Linked DNA regions of Homo sapiens: region 1 is linked to region 2. A link is a loop called in an ENCODE intact Hi-C map of the cell type or tissue named here. Cell type or tissue: IMR-90. All regions are shown on one strand. Links, peaks and the distances in the headings refer to the core of each region. The heading gives the core; the rest is flanking DNA.

Region 1 (8,061 bases), core at 1,094-6,093, 230 kb before region 2:
GGAGCAGCATTATTCCCCCATGATTTGGGGAGCAGCATTATTCCCCCATGATTTGGGGAGCAGCATTATTCCCCCATGATTTGGGGAGCAGCATTATTCCCCCATGATTTGGGGAGCAGCATTATTCCCCCATGATTTGGGGAGCAGCATTATTCCCCCATGATTTGGGGAGCAGTATTATTCCCCCATGATTTGGGGAGCAGCATTATTCCCCCATGATTTGGGGAGCAGCATTATTCCCCCATGATTTGGGGAGCAGCATTATTATTGAGCATTAATGAACCCGCATGGCATTCAGGTGCCCGGCCTTTTCCCAACCAGACCAGCGCACCAGCCACCTCTCCACACAGGCCCAGTGCCCAGGTCACCTCCTGTCCTGTCCTGCAGGCTCTCTCTGGGTGTGCCGACAGTTTGGGATGGGAGGCGTGGGAGGCGTGAGCTGCGCTCCTGGCCGGGTTCTCTACCAGCTGTGCTCGTGGCGCAGCCCACACCTCACGGCAAGCCCCAGCCAAAGGGACCAAGTCAAGAGCTCTGAGAGACATCCCAGCCGAAGAATCCAGCCCTTGTCCCAAACGTGTGTGTGCACAGGCACACGAAAGAAGGTGAGACAGAAGGAGAGAAAAATGAAGCCAGAGAGCAGGAGAGAGAGAAGACAGACGCCAGCACGCCCATCTGACTGCGCGACCTTTCCCCGCTCAGAGCTCCTTCAGGGCCCAGAGCACAGCGCTGCCTAGGATTAATTTCAAAGAGAAACGGGTCAAAGAAAATTGGAAATTTTTATAGAAAATATTTCAGGCTTGGAGCTGGCTGAAGTGTCTGCCAACCTGCAGAGAATTCTGAGAGGAGATGGGGCCTGTGGTCAGAGGCCTCCGGCTGGCACAAACTGGCAGAGTTTGGACCTCGGACCCAAATGCAGTTTCTGAGCCAGGCCTGTCCTCGCTGCTGCTGGGGAAGAGCTTCCTGTCCCCTTCAGATGTCCCTACAGCTGCCTCTGCAGCCCTGATGCTGGTACCCAACGCCTCTCACCTGTCGCCCCACCCCTCTCTATCCCCAAGAGGCCTCTGTCTAGGGACCCACTATGGGATGCAGTCCCTTTGTCCCCATTATGCAGGGTGCCCATGTCTCTTTCACCGTCATCCATGGGGCAGCCAGGGCATGAAGGAAGCCTCACCTGGGTCCCAAGCAGGTCCCACTGCTCCTTGCCCAAACTTCACCCCAGCCAGCAGGCTCCTACATCCAAGGCACAGATGTCACAGACATGAAAAGATGCCCTGGACACATGCCTCTCTCCCAGAAGCCTGCCTCTGCCATGCTGGGGACCTGAAAAGAGGGGGCATGCCCAGCCCACAGTTGCTGATCAAACGCCAGATGCCCCCGTGAGCAGATCACAGCTTCACCCCTGAGCCGTGTACTGTCTGCATGCCAGGGACTGTTACCTTGTGCAAAACCCGAAAAGCTCTTTGGAGGACATTCCCAACACAGATCCAAGGGAAGGAAAGAAAGTATCAATTCACTGTGTCTGTGGAAGATGGCGAGGCAGAGGAGGGAAAGGGGACGGAGAGCAAGTGTCGCAGTGAGCACTGGGCAGGCGCCCTGTGCCCTGCGTAATTCCAGCAGCCCCTGTGCCACTGCACCCAGGTACAGTGGAGATCTCAGCACCCAGGTTCTGAGATCCTGAGGGGCTGGGTGAGCTGCTCTGGGCCCCTTAGTGAGCCAGAACAACAGCATGTCGGGTGGAGCTGAGCACACTGACCCCTGCACCAACAGCAGCATGCTGGGCGGAGCTGAGCGCGCTGACCCCTGCACCAGCGCTGACCCCTGCACCAACAGCAGCATGCCGGGCGGGGCTGAGCACACTGACCCCTGCACCAACAGCAGCATGCCGGGTGGGGCTGAGCACACTGAACCCTGCACCAAACTGCCCGCTGCCCACCCCACTCACCCACCTAGTGCTGGAAGCATCTGTGGGAGCAGCCCTAATGCAGCTCCTCAGAACCACTGGCCGGTCTTCCAGAACTGTCCCCTGCACTCGAGTTGGGGCTGCAGCCAAGCCAGGGCCAAGGCCACCATCCTCCGGGTCAGGCTTGTCACCTGCCCACGGTGCTCCACCAAAGATCCAGGCCCTTGCCAGCCACATTTACCTGGTCGGCTCCACCCCTGAACCAGAAACCATGTCGGGAGGGGAGAGGTGGCGGGGGAAGGGCAAGCCTGAGACTCAGGGACTAAATTTATGTCGGAGGCACAGGGGAGTTGCTGCGCACGTGGGGGCTGTCAGGCGGAGTGCCAGGCCCAGACGCCGTGGAGGGGGAGCACACCCTGGCACGTCTCCACTGTGGAATAAGGGGGGCCCAGCCCTCGCTGGGGCTGCAAGCCTCGCTTCTGCCTTCACAGCCCAGGGGGTGGGAAGCACCCACAGGGCAGCGCTCTGAGCAGCAGACTCCAGCCAGAGAGCCAGCCAGGCCCGGGAGCTGGCCCCTCCTGCTCTCCCCGGCTGACCCCAGGCAACTCCAGCCTCGGAGAATGTGCAGCCTCGGCTTTCCCAGCGCCGGCCCCCGCCCACCCCTTCCGCGTGGGCCACATCACCGCGCTGGCATCTCCAACAGCCATCCCAAGGGCCCGGTCTGCACGAGGACAGGAGCGCCGCGGCGTCTGCCAAGGGTGCGCTCAGCCCTGAAGCACGCCTCCCGGAGCCGCCTCGGGTTTCACAATCAGTGCTTCTCCCTGGGTTTCCCGGGGCCTGGGCTGCAGGCTCAGCTCCAGGGTGGAAAGAGAGGATGAGCTGAGAAGACTCCAGGGATCCAGCGCCGAGGCGCTGAACTCAGTGAGTCGGCAACAGTGGCTTGGCAGGGCCCAGGCTGACCAGGGTATGAGAGAGAGCACCTATCACCACGCCAGAGGCCCTGGCCTCAGGGGTCTGGGGAGTCACTTGGGAAGTGCCCGGTTGGAGACACAGAGACAGGTCTGGGCACAAGACGCTGGCCAGGTCCAGGGCTCACCCTGCAAATCCAGCCAAAGCCCTCTCTCCATTCTCCCTTAGGACCCAAGGTTCAACACTTAGACATGTCAGCTGAATCATGACCCCCGGACGTCCATGTCCTAATCCCCCAAAACTCGTGAGCATTACCTTATATGGCAGAAGAGACTTTGCAAATGTGTTTAAATCAGGGGTCTTGAGATGGGGAAAGTAACCTGGATGGTCCCAGCGGGCCCTAAATGTTATCACAAGTGTCCTTCTAAGAGGGAGAGCTGGCTATAGAAGAGGAGAAGCCACGTGACCAGGGAGGCAGAGACTGCAGCAATGTTGCCACAAGCCAAGGAACGCCAACAGCCCCCAGGAGCTGGGAGGGGCCAGGAATGGATTCTGCCCTGGGGCCTCCCGAAGGAACCAGCCCTGCCAGCACCTTGATCTTAGCCCCTAAAATCCTATTTCAGAGTTCTGAGCTCCCGAACTGTGAGGAATGCAGGTGTGCTGTTTTAAGCCATTAAGGTGTGGGTAACCTGGTACAGCAGCCACAGGAAGCTGAGATGGACGTCGACAGCTACAGGGCAGAAAGGCTCTCTGACCTGGCATTCAGCAAATTGGCACCCCCCAACAAAGCACACGGCCCTCCTGCCCCATCCTGGGCCCCCCAGCCCCCACCTGGGCCAAGCCTCACATCCGCTGTGTCAGTGGGGCTGGCTATCTGCTCGCCACTGAATGGATGAGTCTCGCCTGCTCCCCAGTCCTGTGGTCTGACAGAACAGAGCTCCTCTCTCTCTCCTGTGCCATTGCTCCAGCCTCCCCCACCAGCCTCCCTCACACTGCAACCAGTACGAGCTTGCTGAAACACTCAACTCTTTGTGAGACTGGAGGGCGCCATCCCCACCTTGGGTCATTCAAGGCTGCTGCTTCCATGGAGGCTGCCCCACAGCTCTCTGCCTCCAGCCCTGGGCTCTGCACACCCAGGGGGAACTGTCATGCCTGAGGTCCGCCCCCACCCCCGCCGCCCACTCTTCCCCCAGGATCCCCTGCGGCCTGGAAAACTCCTACCCAACTCAAGGCAAAGTCACAGGGTGGAGACTGTGGGTCAGGAGGGGCTCTTCCTGGCCTGGTGGGGAAGGGCTGGCTGTGGGCTGCAGGTGGCAGCCACGCTCAGCCACATGGAGGAGCTGCCCAGTGCCGGCGCTTGTCCTCTGTCTCCTGGAGGGCCTTCCTTGGTGCAGCGAGGCTGAGAGGCTCCCGTGGTGGCGTGCCTCGTCTGCCCGTCAGGGAGGATGCTGCAGCCTGACAGCAGCAGGCAGAGGCTTGGCACCGGCGGTGTCTGGGGTGGAGGCAGCCAAGGTCACTGGCACGTTGCTGTCTGACTTCTCTTCCTTCAGCCCAGCAGGGTGTGTGCACAGCAGCCTGGTAGCAGTTCCCCAGGATGGGAAGCACCTGCCCCTCCTCTGTCCCAAGGCCAGGCCGGGGCGAGCCCCAGGAGAGCAGCCCACAGAGGAGGGCAGAAGATGCTTCTACCTCTGCATCACAGAAAGCATGGGTAGCCAATGGGGGACCGTGTTTTGTTTGGTCTATATAGTGAGCACGGGAGGGGACCCCAGGCATGACAGCTCCCACTGGGTGTGCAGGGCCCAGGGCTGGAGGCAGAGAGCTGATGTGGAGGCTTCTGTGGAAAGAGGGCTTTGTCTGGATTTGCTGGCTGAGCCCTGGACCTGGCCAGCGTCCTTGTGCCAGGACCTGTCTCTGTGTCTCCAACCAGGCACTTCCTGAGTGACTCCCCAGACCCCTGAGGCCTGGTCCTTTCGCATGGTGATAGGGGCTGTCTCTCGTACCCGGGTCGGCCTGGGCCCTGCCAAGCCAGCTGTTGCCGACTCACTGAGCTCAGCGCCGTGGCTGGATTCCTGGAGCCTTCTCAGTTCATCCTCTCATTCCAGAAATTTTAAGCCACATTTTAACATCAGGAAAGTTCACATAAAAAGTCTGATGTCTGGATTTTCTTGATAGGATGTTCAGCTGCACCAGACCCAACTTCTACCAAATTGAGGTCAAGGGAGTTGAGGAGGGTCTGTCCCTCCTTGCAGGGCCTCCCAGACGCCCTGTGCCCATGGCAAGGCCAGGGCTGGACACCACGTGTGGCTGCATTCCCACTGCTGTTTCTTTTTAGTGGAGATGTATTCTTGGTCTCCACGTTTCCATCAAAAGGAGAGAAATGAAAGCCAGGCCAAGGGTGGGTGCAATTATCTTTTTTTCCTCCACTGCTGTCCTTGTTGGCATTGCCTGCCAGGCCCTGCAGGCTCTGAGTTTGCAGCTCTTGTCTTTCTGCAAATGGCACTGTGTGTCTGAAACAGAGACCACATGCTCAACACGTGACTCGGGGTCTTTCTCACTGTGTGGCAACCTTCACAGAGTCCCAAGGTCAGTCTCTGGGAAGCTAAGACAGGCCCTCAGTGTCAGCACAGGGTTGGCTTCTCTGTGCACGTGGTCTTGGAGTCAGCCGCTCCAGGTCCCTTAACGCGGGCGGTGGGGGAGGACTGCCAGGCTGAGACTGGCACTTAGACATGCAGGGAAGAGCTCCCACACGACAGGGTGGAGGGTCCAGTGAGGGAGGCAGCAGGACCAGGGCCTGCCTGGGCTGTGCCTCTGGGCTATATGCCCTGGGGAGGCCTAAGTGAAGCCTACAGTGCTGCTCCTCCGCGTGACCCAGACGGGCGCCTCCCGGGTGTGCTGTGCACTGCGTGGCCAGCCTTGTACGTGAGGGCCATTCACATCCTGTAGCTGGCTGCATGGTGCCCCCAAAGATGCTGGATCCTGATCCCTGCAACCTGAGACGGGTACCTTCTATGGGAAGAAAGGGCTTTGCAGATGTGCTTGCAGTAAGGCTCTTGAGATGAGAAGCCTGTCCTGGATTACTCGGGTGAGTCCTAAATGTAATCAAGGCATCCTTGCAAGAGGGAAGCACAGGGACACGTCAGAAGAGGAGGGGGCGACATGACCCGGGGGCAGAGATTGGCATGATGCAGCCACAAGCCAAGGGAGGCTGGCAGCCCCCAGGAGCGGGGATGGGCCAGAAACAGATTCTCCCCTGGAGCCTCTGGAGGGAGCACAGCCCTGTCCACCCTTGATCTTGGCTCAGTGAGATTCATTTCAGACTTCTGGCCCACAGAGCTGTGAGAGAGGCATTTGTATTAGTCCGTTTTCACAATGCTGATAAAGACATACCCGAGACTGGGCAACTTACAAAAGAAAGAGGTTTATTGGACTTACAGTTCCACATGGCTGGGGAGGCCTCACAATCATGGCAGAAGATGAAAGGCACGTCTCACATGGCAGCAGCCGAGAGAGAGAGAGCTTGTGCAGGGCAACTCCCGTTTTTAAAACCCTCAGATCTCGTGAGACCCACTCACCATCATGAGAACAGCATGGGAAAGACCCACCCCCATGATTCAATCATCTCTCACTGGGTCCCTCCCATAACACATGGGAATTATGGGAGCTACAAGATGAGATTCAGGTGGAGACACAGAGACAAACCATATCAATGTTCCTATTGTTTCAAGCTCCGTGAGGACTCCCTCCTCAACAGTCCCACACAGGATGAGATGCACACACACCAGAGAGGACAATGCCACAGGGTGCCCTGTCCCTGTACCCCAGCACAGTGTCCCTGGACACAGAGCTGGCCTTGGGAAGGGCAGAGAACAGGGATTGGAGATGCCTGTCAGAATGCCTGGGGGGACACCTCAACCACTGCTCCCCAAAAGGCCACCCAGCCTCAGAGCTCGGCCTCCGGTCCTGGCCAGGTTCCCAGGCCAGCAGCACTGAGCAGGACCCTTCTGCCAAGGCCAGCATGGCCAGGGAGGAGAGAAAAGGACCCTCCCCGCTCCCTCACCCCTTGCCCCTCCTAATAACATCCTCTCCCGGGTGTTGCCTAAGCTGCCCAGTGCACACACTCATCCCTGGCCTGTCTGTGAAATGCTTTAAAACCGTCATTTTCTATCCGTTTCCCCCAGGCAATCTGCAATCCAGCAACTGATCTTGGATGACAGAGACTATTAGTGAAAATGATTCCCTGAGGCTCCATGAGTCCCCGAGATCACCCTGAGCAGCCCGTGGGCTTCTCGGGGAAAACAGGACATCCTGAAAAGGAGGCACCCCTGACGCTGCAGGGATATCCTGCCACCCAGACAGATGCCCATCCCCCACTGGGACACCCAGGGCAGGTGTGTCACCTTCCCCGGCAGAACATAAATAGCAGGGTGCTTCACACCCACTTCCAGACGTTGCTTTTGGGGAGGCAGGAAGAAACTGCCAGCCAGCACCTCCTGCCAGCTTCTGCCAGGGCCACACTGATATATCAGGGTTCCCTCAGAATTCACTGGAAGAAAGGGTCCCCTATACACACACACACATACACACACACCCGCACCCAGGTCCTGGAGTTGTGTGCCAGGCAGGCTGTGCCCCTCACTATGCCTGGCCACAGGACACAGCTTTTATGTATCTCCCAGTTGCCACTCTGGGCCCTGAAAAGGCCCAGGCAGATGGAAAGCTGGACGCCTGAGGTCACCGTGGGCCCTCCACCCAGCTCCGGCACTCACTGGGCCTGGTGCCCTTCCAGTCAGTGTGTCGATCTCAGCCCAGGGCCACGTGGGAACGATTAGGTGCATGGCGTGGGAGCTAGCTCACTGAAGGCCCGAGCCCCTCATGCAGGGTCTGCTGACACCAGACAGGAACATCAAGCAAAGGGGACTTGGCCCCAGCCCCAAGTTCTGGGATCCAGACCTATAGCCCCAGGCCCACGCTCACATCCACAGCCTGGGCCCCAGGCCTGGAGCTAAGGCTGGACAGGCTCACCTCCTCCCCGACAGCCCATTACCAAACCCCCACCTTCCAGCCCAGCCTCACCCCTGACCTGGCAGCTGGCCTCACCCAGCGTCTTCTAAGGCCAATGGTTTCTGGGCTTATTCTGAGATTGAAATTCCTTTCCTGTGTTCTGAATTTCAAGTTCTCATTAAAGATATGTGGATTGGGGGTGGGGGTGGAGGGAGGATTCAGCAGAAGATGCCAAACACCAGCAGAAGCCC
Region 2 (8,061 bases), core at 1,835-6,834:
TGCAGTGAGCCGAGATTGCACCACTGCACTCCAGCCTGGGCAACAGAGAGAGACTCCGTCTCAAAATAAATTAATTAAATAAAGCGGGAGGCTGAGACAGTCACTTGAGGCTAGGAGTTCAAGACCAGCCTGGCCAACATGGCAAAACCCCTTATCTACTAAAAATACAAGAATTAGCCTGGCATGGTGGCGCACCTGTAATCCCAGCTACTTGGGAGGCTGAGGCAGGAGAATCACTTGAAGCCAGGAGGCGGAGGTTGCAGTGATCTGAGATCACCCCACTGCACTCTAGCTTGGATGACAAAGCAAGACTCCATCTCAAAAAAAAAAAAAAAGTAAAGTGGAATTTTAGAAATCTAGGCACATTGCAGCAAAATTTTGGAATACCAAGGAAAAAAGGAAAATCCTCATAGTTTTCTGACCGAGAGAATAGGTTGTCACAATAGAATGAAAGTCAGCTTGACATCAAGACTTATCATCAATCCCGAATCCTAAAAGATAGTAGAGCAATTTCTCTAACATTCCAAAGAAAAAACTATTCGTAATCTAGGATCCAAGACCCAGCCAATCTAGCCTTAAATTGGGGGTGCAAAATAAAGACATTTTCATGCATATATGGGTTCATCCCACCTATAAACTCCCCCCAAAGAATCTAAGAAAATAAAAGAGATCAACTACAGTAAGTGCTGGAGGGAGAAATAAAGACAGAGATGATGCACTAAACTGGTCTTAAAAATATGAAACTAAAGTCTCCAATGAGCTCAGTGTGGTAGGGAATTGGTCCCAGGCGGGCAGGAGCAGCGGCGAGAGAACGGCGATTAAATTCACATTCCCAGTGCGGGCAGGACTGTCCCAAAGCAAGAACAGAGCTTTCTGCAAATGATCCGGTCAGACCTGTCTCACTTCTGAAAACAACCTCATTGGGATTTCTAATAAACTGGACTGATTCACTAAATAATTGGACTAGCAAACCAAACCAGTTTTACCTTTTTTTTTTTTTTTTGAGACAGAATCTCGCTCTGTCGCCCAGGCTGGAGTGTAGTGGCATGATCTCAGCTCACTGCAAGCTCCGCCTCCCGGGTTCACGCCATTCTCCTGCCTCAGCCTCCCGAGTAGCTGGGTCTACAGGTGCCCGCCACCACGCCTGGCTAATTTTTTGTATTTTTAGTAGAGACAGGGCTTCACCGTGTTAGCCAGGATGGTCTCCATCTCCTGACCTTGTGATCTGCCCACCTCGGCCTCCCAAAGTGCTGGAATTACAGGCGTCAGCCACAAAGCTCTTTCTCTTAACTTACATTGTCAGGAAACTGGTAACATAGATTGAATGACCCGCCCCAGTTTTTCACCCACACTCACACCCTCGCCATAGCCTCCCTTTCCCACCCCTTGACTTTGGGCTTGGCCAAAGGGATGCCAGCAGGCATGACACAGCAAAACTGGAAATGTGTTTGTGGGGTTAGATGTGCCGTCTCTCAGGGCCCTGCCATCAGCCAGAGACGAAACTGCCCCTGCTGGTCCCAGGAAGAGGATGAGAGGCATGTGGAGCAGAGCTGCCCAGCCAACCCACAAACTCATGAGTAAGAAATAAATGATTATTACTGTTTGCCACTGAGATGTGGGGATGGTTTGTTACACAGCATAAGTGTGACAATAGCTAACTGATACTCAGAGGGCAAGTGCCACTGCAGCAAACATGAGGAGGAATTCCTGAGCCTTTATATTAAAGTGGCTGCTCTCACTAGAGACACGATTGGACTCTGGCTGGTGCGATGACTCACACCTGCAGTCCCAACACTTGGGAGGCCAAGAGCAGAGGATTGCTTGAGCCCAGGAGTTTGAAAGCAGGCTGGGCAATGGATCAAGACTCCATCTCTACAACAACAACAACAAAAACACAGTGTTTTGAACTGAAGGAGCCATACAAAGGATGTCATACAGATTTATTAAATTCAAAACCAGGCTGGGCACGGTGGCTCACACCTGTAATCCCAGCACTTTGGGAGGCAGAGGTGGGCGGATTACCCGAGGTCAGAAGTTCAAGACCAGCCTGGTCAACATGGTGAAACCCCGTCTCTACTAAAAATACAAAAATTAGTCAGGCGTGGTGGTGCACGCCTCTAATCCCAGCTACTTGGGAGGCTGAGGCAGGAGAATTGATTGAACCTAGGAGGTGGAAGTTGCAGTGAGTCAGGATTGCGCCACTGCACTCGAGCCTGGGCGACAAGAGCGAAAGTCAGTTAAAAAAAAATCCAGAAAAACTACTTTTCTGGAATGCAAATCAGAATAGTGGCTGCTTGGGGATTAGGGGACAAGGGAAGTTGAGTAGACTGTAAAGGGATTGGGGGGAATTTTCTACAATGGTGGCAATGTTTTCTGCCTTGATTGGGGTGTTGGCTACAGATAGATATTTGTAAAAAGCCATTGAATTATATATTTAAGATCTGTGTGTTTTACTAAACTATTCCTCAATTTTTCAATTAGCAATAATCACGCCTCGGATAAACCTCATTGGCTATGATACTGCCACTGCACAAAGCTATTCCTCAATTTTTAAAAACATGTCTGTATGGAGTGGATACCCAGACCAGGGTGAGGCTGAGGTGCAAACAGGCCTACCTGAGGTGCCGGGCAGCCTTCCAAGACTCCAAGACTAGGTGGGCTCTGGGCAGACAAAGCCTCCCTCTCACAAAAGGTCTGGGAACCCTTTTCAGGGGGCTCAGAGTCCGGCCACATCTCTAGGTTTTCTGACGTCCTAGACACACCATGAGAAAGAACTTTGACTGGGCTCTCAATCTGGTTGGTGACCTAGGATATGGGGCTCATACCCAGGACCAAGAACCCAGGGCTTCTATCCAGAGCCTAGGACTTGGGGCTTATACCCACGGCCTAAAACCTGGGGCATATACCCAGGGCCTAGGACACAGGTTTATGCCCAGGGCCTAGGACACAAGGCTAATACCTAGAAAGAACACAGAACTTACACCCAGGGCCTGGAACTCGGGGCTTATAACCAGGGCCTAGGACATGGGGCTTATACCCAGAGACTAGGACACAAGGCTTATAACCAGAAAGGACACAGAACTTATATTCAGGGCCTAGAACCCGGGGCTTATACCCAGGGATTAGGACATGGGGCTTATACCCAGAGCCTAGGACACAAGGCTTATACCCAGAAAGGACGTGGGGCTTATACTCAGAGCCTAGGACACAAGGTTTATACCCAGAGCCTAGGACATGGGGCTTATACTCAAAGCCTAGGACATGGGGCTTATACCCAGAGCCTAGGAAACACAAGGCTTATATGCAGAAAGGACACAGGGCTTATACCCGGAGCCTAGGACATGGGGTTTAACCCAAGGTCTAGGACACAAGATTTATACCCAGAGCCTAGGACAAGGGGCTGAGAACCAGAGAATAGGACACAAGGCTTATACCCAGAACCTAGGACAGAAGGTTTATACCCAGAGCCTAGGACACAAGGCTTGTATCCAGAGCCTAGGACCCGGGGCTTCTACCCAGAGCCTAGGACCCAGGCCTTACACCTAGAGCCTAGGAGGCGGGGCTTACACCCAGAGCCTAGAACCCGGGGCTTATACCCAGAGTCTAGGACCCTAGGCTTATACCCAGGGCCTAGGAAGCAAGGCTTATACCCAGAGCCTAGGACACAAGGTTTATATGCAGAACCTAGGACCCGGGGCTTATACCCAGAACCTAGGACACAAGGCTTATACCCAGAGGCTAGGACGCGGGGCTCATATTCAGAGCGTAGGACACAGAGCCTGTATTCAGAACACACTAACCTGGAAACAGATGCTCTGAAACACAACTAGGAGAAAACCTGGCAAATGTCAGTCGTGATTGTCTCTTGTCCCCATGCAATAGGATTACAAGTGTTTTCCTTTTCTTTGTTCTTGTTGGTTCCTTATAAATTTAAAATAAATGATTAACCTCAAAAGTATTTGTGGACATGTGATTACATATAGAAGAGTGATTGTTAAATATTCTTTCTCAGGATAGCTTTATACTCTGAAAATCTCCTGTGGACCCTAAGGAACTTTACGTGAATTGCATCTATCAATTTTACTGTAATACAGATTAAATTTGAGGAGGTTTTGAAATATTTACTTATTTTAAAATAGTAATGATTCCACAGTGTCTACATATTTCAAAACATCATGTTGTACACGTTAAATAATTTCATTTTCAATTAAAAATAAGCTTTAAAAAGAATTCAAATTGCTCAATTTTTTAAATTAAAAACAACAAACCCATTGTTGTATGTTAACAATAAATAATTTTGTATGGAAAGCAACAATATCTTCTGCAAAATTAGTGAGTTGCATTGCCGCTGGCAAATCTCTAGGTAGATGTCTGAGCTGATTCTCAGATCTGCTTTTGCCTTCAATCTGTTACAATGTCACACATCACAGCATCTCTGGAAAATTCCACTGTATACTCATGGGAGAATAAGAATGAAAAAAGGCAAATCACATCTTACCATTATTATGAAAATAGTTTTGGCTACACTTTGAGAACTACTAATATAGAGTATAATCACAACTGTATAAAAATAGGCAAATAAAATTTCTGAGTAAAAGTGTCATGGTGCCACCTCGTGTCATCTTTAATTATTGCAATGCCTGCTTACCGAACTTGTCTGTGCACACGTATCAGGTTGGTGCAAAAGTAATCACGGTTTTTGTCTGGGCATGGTGGCTCACGCCTGTAATCCCAGCACTTTGGGAAGCCGAGGTGTGCAGATCACCTGAGGTCAGGAGTTCAAGACCAGCCTGGCCAACATGGTGAAACCCCGTCTCTACTAAAAATACAAAAATTAGCCAGGAGTGGTGGCGCACACCTGTAATCCCAGCTACTGGGGAGGCTGAGGCAGGAGAATCACTTGAACCCCAGAGGCAGAGGCTGCGGTGAGCTGAGATCACCCCATTGCACTCCAGCCTGGGCGACAGAGTAAGACTGTGTCTCAAAAAAAAAAAGTAATCGCAGTTTTTGCTATTGAAAGTAATGGCAAAAGCTGCGATTACTTTTGCACCAACCTAATAGTATATGGGGTGTGTGTGCATAATATGGTTTGTGCATGCAGGCTGCGGACATGTGTGGAAGTATGTGTATCAGTGGTGTGTGTGCAAGTATGTGTGAATATGGTGTGTGCATGTAGTGTGGTGTAAATGTGTGTGCACGCAGTGTCTACATATGGCTTGTATGTGCCTGTATTGCGTGTGTTGTGGATGTGCATGCATGCAGTATGTGGCATATGTGTGTGTTCCTGTGGGCCATGTGTGCATGTGATGTGTACCTATGATGTGTATGTGTACACATGATGCACGTGTGTTTGTTGGTGATGCGGGTCATATATGTGCATGTGGTACATGTGTATCATGTGAATGTGGGGCCTTGTGTAGTGTGGTAGGTGGTATACGTGTGTATGTGTTACAGTCTGTGTTGTGTGTGCGTGCAGTGTGTGTTGCTGCGGTGCGTGTGCGTGTGCCTGTGCCTGTGTTACGTGTGGCATGTGTTGTAGGTCTGTTTGTGTGTGGGGGAGGTGGTGTGTGTTTAGGACTCACACATGGAAGAATGGAAGTAATATTTCACCCCCATCTGCATGCATGCCTGCTCTGTGCTTCCCTTAACATTCAGAAAACATATTTTAAGCTGCCCAGAAAGTATCAGGCAGGCCTGAGTCCCAAGAGACTTCCATTCATTCCTCTCCGACTTCATCCTGTCAGCCTCCTGAGCTAGGCATTGCCTCCTTTTCACAGACTGAGAGGCACAGTTGCTTGCTTCAACTAACAAGTAGTGGATCCAGGATTCAGACGTGGGTCTTCTGACCAAGGAGGAATTCAATCATCTTGTACTAATGTTATAAAAATTAGCAATAAATGTGAATGTAACATAACATGAATGTTATAAAAATCGTTTATATGGTAGGATCAAAAATGTGTAAAAAGGCAAACAGACTTCTGAATAAAAATAATAGGACAGCATCAGCGGGGCACCATCTCCGCTCCCTGACTGTTTCCATCTTGTGTTTGTGTGCATTCAGACCACGCACAGTTAGGAAGGCATTCACTAGTAATCAGCAGGACACCCTCTCCACTCCCTGACTGTTTCCATCGTGTGTTCGTGTGCATTCAGGCCATGTACACAGTTAGGAAGGCATTCACTAGTAATCACTGGGCACTGACTTTATGCCAAGTGCTGTGCAAGGTGCTTTCACATTCAAGTATAAAGGCGGCAAACACAAATTATCCGGCTCAAACATCACATGTGCAAAATGTAACTCATTATTTTTCATAACACAGTTTTAATTTCTGATTCCAATTTCTGAAAATGTAATCCAGTCCCTCTCAGAAAATTTCAGCCCCCAGCCCCATGTACGGTCACTCAGATCCTGCAGGTGGATTTAGACCAACCTGTCCTTCTCTCCCTTTCCTCAGAGTGGTGCCCTGGCATCAGGGAGAACGATGACTGGCCCCTGGCTCCCTAGCATCTGCCTGAGTAGCACATGATGGGCTGGCATCTGTGCCCACCAGCATCCACGGAAGTCCTCCGCAGGGATGGACTGTGCTTGGAGCCTGGGGCCCGGAGTCTGGGAAGGAGGAGGAGGAGGATGCTGATTCCAGAAAGACTTTGCCAAGCTCGCCTCCATCCTGGTCCCTTCCTCTCCCGCCAGCTAGGAGGGGGAAGCACTCGAGGTGCATGCTTTTGTGGCAGCTACACGTGCCCCTGGGGTTTATCAGTCCTCGCTCAAGAAACCCAGGGACACGTAGCTGCTCTCCCTCCCACCCCCTCTCCTCTAGCTCCTGGGTGCTGGGACCCTGCAGCCAGCAGACTTTCCTTCTCAGATGGACACTGCCTCACACGACCCAGCCTGGGGGCCCTCTCCTGGCCTGTGGACCTTATCTCCCAGCTCCCACCAACCTGCATTCTTCCCCACTCTTTTTTTATGTAGAAAAATGTTGAGACAGAGTCCTTCAGGATGTGTCTCTTGATGGCCAAAGCAAATCAAACACATCTTGATTTTCAAACTGGTATCTCCTCTGCTGTGAGCTCTTCAAATCCATTCGGAAACTCAGTTGGCTGCTGCTTCTTTCTGGCTGTGAGGTCTCATGGTCCACCTTTCCCTGGGCCAGGACAGAGCCTTGAAAAAGCCCACGGGGACCACAGTGAAAGTAAGAGCAGTAACTGACATGCAGGGAGATTGCTGGGGCTCAGTCCGACCCCAGGCACACCCGCAGAGCGCCCTGAGAAAAAGGCACGGGGCTTCTCCATAGGACAGCTCAGTGGCAAGGGCCTTGTTGGCCGACTCACCTGCCATTGCTTACCTGCCACTGCCTTCCCCGAGAGAGGGACTTGCCTCCTGCCTCATGCAGGCTGCCAAGAGCCTAGATCCTGACCAGCTCAGTCTGGAGGGGCCTCACCCCCAACAGAAGCAGGAAAAGCCAGGCCACCGAGAATAGAGGCCGGGTCTCAACAGAATCCCCTGGGGAGCTGGAACATATGCAGTCCTGGGCTCCACCTCAGAGATTTGAGTCAGGAGGTCTGGGGCAGGGCCTAAGAATCTGCATTTCCAACAGGCACCCAGGGGATGCCAGAATGCCATGGGTCCAAGACTACACTGAGCAGCACTGATGGGAAGGACATAGTAGCTTGAGCGGCAGGGACCCAAGCTAAGCATCAGAGCGGGGTTGGCCAGTGAAGAAACAAGACAGAATCAGAAAAAAAAAAACTGTAATGAGAAGAACCCTTAAAGAGATTGGTTTTTTCATATTGTTTCTTTGCAATATCTTCTTGACTCTCCTTAAGAGTTCTCGCTACAGTCATTTTTATTATAATTTTTATTTATTTTATATTATTGTATGTTATTTATTTTAAAAGACAGGATCTTACCCTGTTGCCCAGGCTAGAGTGCAGTGGCACGATCACAGCTCACCATAACCTCTAAGTCATGGGCTCAAGTGATCCTCCCATCTCAGCTTCCTGAATAGCTGGGACCACAGGCATGCGCCACCATGCCTGGTTAATTTTTTAGTGTTTTGTACA

The links. Peaks named below come from ENCODE experiments on the same cell type or tissue, not always from the same donor. Only the 100,000 strongest peaks of a DNase experiment are listed, where the experiment ranks them.
Region 1: it touches region 2 in a loop (4-fold over the local background); 6 of 110 quality-filtered maps call a loop at or near these places.

Annotation. Positions count from the first base shown.
Region 1 is chr5:179,263,144-179,271,204 of GRCh38, forward strand. All of the region lies in intron 3 of ADAMTS2 (ADAM metallopeptidase with thrombospondin type 1 motif 2), which reads right to left. Among named protein-coding and RNA genes, the nearest start is that of ADAMTS2, 78 kb to the right of the region's middle. RefSeq lists enhancers at 1,227-2,122, 2,123-3,016. In IMR-90, for the core only: a CTCF peak has its summit at 4,122 (motif pointing right); a DNase peak (open chromatin) is centred at 2,658; H3K27ac peaks cover 4,363 bases.
Region 2 is chr5:179,489,620-179,497,680 of GRCh38, forward strand. It overlaps LOC124901224 (U4 spliceosomal RNA), which reads right to left and starts at 2,538; the gene lies at 2,396-2,538. RefSeq lists an enhancer at 6,500-6,549. In IMR-90, for the core only: CTCF peaks have their summits at 4,623 (motif pointing left) and 6,459; a DNase peak (open chromatin) is centred at 4,612; H3K27me3 peaks cover 717 bases.